Regions from separate parts of the Homo sapiens genome. Here region 1 is linked to region 2. The links are chromatin contacts, found by Hi-C or POLR2A ChIA-PET in ENCODE. All regions are on one chromosome and are shown on one strand. Each heading gives the region's core, a stretch centred on a gene start or an enhancer-like site at or near the end of the contact. The rest is flanking DNA. Distances are from core to core; before and after follow the strand shown. Region 1 has its middle 6.4 kb from the start of FILNC1. Region 2 has its middle 71 kb from the start of FILNC1.

Region 1 (2,700 bases), core at 49-2,548, 65 kb before region 2:
CGAGACCGAAATGAAAAAACTAGGTCCTAGCAGCTCTCTGAGTCATCTTAGTGGGTAAACAGGGTTATCTTGATTGAACTCACAGAGTATCTGACCTACCCAAATGTTAACATGTGTTGAAAACCACTCTCCAGCCATGACAGAAAATGCAGGTGCTTCATAAAACCTGTTGACTGAATCAAATGAGTCTACCAATTGATATTATTTACACCTATTTTGCTCTCCTTAACCGCACAGACTCTTCCACGCCCTTCCTAATCTTTCAGATAAATAATGATGCCCCAAAATAATGTGAATTCTCTAAATATCTGCCATAAACATATTACCTAAAATACAAATGAATTTATGGTTTCTTATTACTTGGGGATTTTCCTGTGCCATTTCTTCTTACATTTGTACAGGTTTTCTTTTCTGCATACAAATGAAATAATTAGGTTCTAGATCTACATCTTTGCAAATTACAAAATGGTTTTCTAGCTGCTTTCAGAGCAATAAAAACAAGTTAGGGAACAAGGATTTAATAAGTAGAAAAAAATTAAATATATTTTTTAAAGGTTTTCAATTAAGCTGTCATTAATGAATGAGTCTTTAAGATACGATTTATGAGGTGAATACACACACACACACACACACACACACAAATGCAGGATTTGCTAATTACTAGCTGTATGATCCTTATCCTTGGCAGTATACTTAATCTCTCTAAACCTTAGTTTCCTGGTTTATAAAATAAAGATAATAACAATTATTTTATGAAGTTGTAGTGAAGTTTAAACAAAAGAATGGACATAAAGGTAATTTTTCATTTTAAAGTCCCATATAAATGAAATTAGTGCTTGTATGCACTACCTACTCTGGGCCAAAGGCTAATCTTTCAGTTTGGAGAGAATATAAGAGGAATATAAGGCATATTCTCTTTCCACAACAAACTTAATATCCATTTGGGGAAGAGGAAATAATTAGAAAAAGAGTTGAGATTGCAGAAAACTAAGTTGTGTGACCCAGGTTATGTGTGCAGTAACAATTCTAAGAAGGAAGAGTTTAAAATGGGCTGGAAATTATGACCATTTTCTTTCCAAATGGAACAGGCTAAGCTTTGCCTGAACAAAGAAGCAAAGATATCTAACAGCTGCTTGCCACTCTCTGTTGCTTAAAATATCAGAGGAGTATGAGGTTTAGGCAGCTCTGAGTCATCTTCCTCCTAACTTGGTATTTATTCAGGACATAGCTCTAACCCTGATGACAACAGCATTCCTGACCTATGAGCTGCTCAAAATGCTAAGATGGTCCTGAAGGTGAAATAGACACCTTCTCCCCGTGCGGTCAGCTGCCATTCCCACTTGTGCTTCTGCAGCCTCCTCATTTTGTCACAGTGTTTTTCTAAATGAAAGAGGTCTGGACAGCTGAAGAAGAGGAACTGAAGCCAAATGAGAAATATCCTAGATTCTCTTCTTATGACAATGCTCAAGACTCACAGCTGAGGCAATTGTAGAAAGAACTGGAGCTTGGGCTTAGACCATGTGACTTTGGAAGCTTGTATATCATGAATGAAGCCCAATAAATTCAATTCAGTTGTTCAAACTCTATGCAGGCCTATTTTGATCAAAGTCCTGTAACTGTTAGATATGCAAAACTTATTAAGGGAGAATAATGAAAGATATGGAGGGATAAGACAATTTAACATATATTTTATGTGTTCTCATCTCATCCAGTGGTATCTGTAAATGGGCTCTGTAATCAATATTTTTGCAGATGAGGAGGATGAGGCCCAGATGGGTTGGATAACTTGTCCAAGGTCACACAATTTATAAGCTGCAGAGGGAAAATCCAGTCCCACAAAATCCTGGCTCTAAAGCCTGTGCTCTTTACACTTACATTGTCAGAGGGAGAAATACAAACACACAGAGAAGCATTTTTTTAAGAGGAGGGCTCAGGGAACAGAATATTTTCACAATTCTAGATGATGGGGTATTTTCGCAATAGGTGAACTGTGGAGGAGTAGGCTGGAAGGAGGTTGAGGCCATATGATGGAGAACTATGCTAAAGATCACCACTTTAGACTCAATTATGTAAACACTGAGGAGTCACCAGTGACTGACCAAGTATGAGGGAGTTCTGGGTATGGACAATGAGGGGGTACCCTGTCTATAAAAAATTTTAAAGCTATAATAAAACCCAGTCATTCTGATTCTAATCATCACTTCCTGCCGACATTTCTAAACAATGAAGTGATAAAATACTCCTCCTCAAAAAAAAAAAAAAATCATTTCTGGTCTTAGTTTTAAACAATTGCTGCCATTACCATTGAGTTTTAATAATACATTGTGTGGTTTGAATTAGCACATTTTTATTATTTGTCCTTTATTAAATATTGTGTTCAACATAAAAGTTAACTCAGCAAATTCCCAGTTAAACAATTGTTCCCCAAACGTACCCCACTCAGCTACAATCATTCAGGATAAATTGGGAAACCTTGGCAATTGCCTTGGGCAGACATAGCTGCAATTCTAAGTCAAAGAAACAGAACTTGAGTTATTATGGGATCACTTGGAGTTTCCTATTTTCGTTTAAATGCAAAATGCAAGTATAACATTTTTTATTTGATAAGTGCAAATTTTAGTTCATATATAAAATATCCCAAATTTGCACAATCTTTAGAATCAAAATCACTTCTTTTCATTTGTTTTAAAACAGAAGATT
Region 2 (2,700 bases), core at 161-2,660:
TGTCAGCTTGTGACTTTCCCTTCAATACCATCACCAAATCTCTTTTGTTTTTATCATGGGATTTCCAGGGGGATCAGGGATTCCTCAGTGCTCAGGATAATTGTACTGCTGTTTGCCTCTGAGAAAGCACTACCAGCCCTTGATGGTAGCTGCCCAGAGCACTCTGGGGAAAGAGTTGTGTCCTTGGTGATGGTAGGCAGGGAAGCTGTGCGTGTGTGTGTGTGTGTGTCGGCAGGGGGATGGGTATGTGTATGTGATGTGTATGTGTGCATCTGTGTATGTTGGGGGTGGGTGTATGTGGCTTCTTGTTCCCAAGCCCCCCTAGCTGTCTCACATCTACCCCTTGAGCCAGTGACCTGGATGGAGCTGCCACTGCCCATTTCTCTTCCCATGCTCCAGACCAGCCCCTCATGTCCAGATGGGGAGGAATGAAATGCCATTTCTCTAACCCTCTATATTTTCTTTCCCTTGCCTCCCTCTCAGGTGGCCCTGCATTCTTCCCCATCATCAAATTGCCTGCTACTTACTCCTTTAGCCCAAGAATAAAAGCACCCAAACATATCAATAAATATAATCAATAGGACTCAGAAAGGGAGTAACCCAATACCAGATGTATAAGTCTACGTTCCAGCCCAGCTAGGACATTGTGTGACACCAATCTCTCCATTAACAAAGTAATTTAATTCTTCAGTAAACAATCTTAACCTCTTAACATGTGTTCAACAATGAACTGGAAACTGGGGAGGCAATCATAAATAAGATAAATGAGAGGTTTGTGGGGACTTTAGTTTAAAGGGAGATACACACAAGGAATAGGCAAGTACAATGTCATGCTATGTGCACCTGGCTGGAGGAGAGAGGGTTCTGATGGAGGCAATGGGAGAGAAAATTCTAACAGGGGCTTCAGCAAAGGCTTCACTGAGAAGGGGGTTTCTAGGTAGAAATCTGATCAGCCCACAAATGTAGGAGAGAGATTCAGAGAGCAGGCCCGGCATGTGTGTTAAGGGCCTGGAACACTACAAAGCCTAAAGAAATTATAGTAAACCCAGAGAATACAGTGTAAGGGGAGAGTGCAACAGATTAAACCTATCAAAGAAAAAAGGAACTAGGTTGTTTTTTCTCAAAACATTGTTCAAAGACCACCTAAAACACAATGACCCGCTGTAAGCTTCTTGTTGTTGTTGTTAAAAAACAAAACCAAAAAAAAAAAAAATGTTTTTCAGCTACTATCCAGATTCATTCCTTTTGAACCAGGGGCACAGGAATCTTCCTTTTTAACAAATTATCTAGCTGGTCCTTACCAGAGTACAGTTTGAGAACCACTGGACTAAATTAAATAAGGCCAGATGAGCCACTTTCAAGAGTTTGGGCTTAATCCAGAAATGGATGAGAAGCCATGTTGTGCAATGCAGTGGCATGATTAAGATGTGTGTTTTTGATAGCTCACTATAATGGCAACCTAGAAAATCAGCAAGTTGAGCAATGGAGAGATCTCTCCGTTTTTAGCTGAGAACATTAGATTGATGTCCAAGATTTCTGCATAAATACATTCTCAATTTATGTCCACCTGCTTCAGGGTGACCAACTGTCCCATTTGCCCAGAGCTGAAGGATTTCCTAGGATATGGAACTTCAGTGCTAAAAGTAAAAATTTCCCAGGCCAACTGAGATGAGCTGGTCATGCTATAATTGCCAAAATAATCAGTCAAGTTACATACAGTTCTCAATATAGCACTTTTTTTAAAATTATGAGGTGAAAAAATTTTTTTGAAAGTAAAAAAGAATTAAAATGAACAGAATTAAAGCAACCCTTTGTAGTTTAAAAAAATAATCCCAAGCACACTGTTACTTGATGCAAATTTAAAACAAAAACAAAAATTCTGGCAGTGCCTTTTAATTTGTAAGAACAGAGGCTCTCAAGCATGGTGTTGCAATCAGTAGAGGGGCGTGTTGCAAGGAAATTGTTTTTTACTAGTCATAATTAAAGGACTGAGTTTGTAAATGATTTACTCTTAAAAATACAGAAAATCAAGGTTAGCTCACTTGCATTCCATTATACTTTCTTTAGCAGGAGAGAAAGTGGTGGAGTTACGGAAAACCTGTCTAGAATAACCAAAAGCCCAAGTTGGCTCAGAGATTTGCGCTGGACAGAAATATAGCCATAATTTCTATATGAAGAAAAACAGATTGAGAAACACTTGAATGGTAACTTTACAAGTTATTGCACCATTTCCACATTCTAAAAGGGAGAGAAAGAAGAGGAGAGAGAGAAAAATTTAAAATACTTTAAATGCCCCATTGTTACACCAGGACAGTTTTTTGCCAATGTTGGCACTACAGATGTTGGGTGGTACCAGGATACAGCAATTTAAATTTCAATACTTTGGTACTTATCTTACTAAGTAATGCAAATATATAAAGCAATATACAAAGCTAGTACATCAAACCTATGATTTCATGAATACTGTTGAGAGGTGACAGCGTGCTGGCAGTCCTCAGAGCCCTCTCTCACTCTAGGCGCCTCCTCTGCCTGGGCTCCCAATTTGGCGGCACTTGAGGAGCCCTTCAGCCCACCTCTGCACTGTGGGAGCCCCTTTCTGGGCTGGCCAAGGCCGGAGCCGGCTCCCTCAGCTTGCAGGGAGGTGTGGAAGGAGAGGCGCGAGCGGGAACCGGGGCTGCGCGCCGCGCTTGCGGGCCAGCT

What was found. Hi-C counts contacts between places; a loop is a spot of excess contacts on that map. ChIA-PET counts read pairs that join two places held with the same protein, here RNA polymerase II (POLR2A). Pooled maps may share reads with other maps.
Region 1: POLR2A ChIA-PET joins it to region 2 with 11 read pairs in MCF 10A. The contact joins two enhancer-like sites. A Hi-C loop is called at or near these places in 1 of 168 maps with a recorded cell type or tissue (PC-9) and 3 of 50 pooled maps. POLR2A ChIA-PET finds 5 or more read pairs at or near these places in 6 of 52 experiments (AG04450, BJ, HEK293 and 3 more).

The regions. Positions count from the first base shown.
Region 1 is chr6:139,763,354-139,766,053 of GRCh38, reverse strand. No RefSeq gene overlaps it. Among named protein-coding and RNA genes, the nearest start is that of FILNC1, 6.4 kb to the left of the region's middle. Within about 2 kb of position 1,298, at least 20 of the 41 ENCODE cell types and tissues checked have a DNase peak (open chromatin) inside an H3K27ac peak, as active enhancers do.
Region 2 is chr6:139,698,246-139,700,945 of GRCh38, reverse strand. No RefSeq gene overlaps it. Among named protein-coding and RNA genes, the nearest start is that of FILNC1, 71 kb to the left of the region's middle. Within about 2 kb of position 1,410, at least 4 of the 41 ENCODE cell types and tissues checked have a DNase peak (open chromatin) inside an H3K27ac peak, as active enhancers do.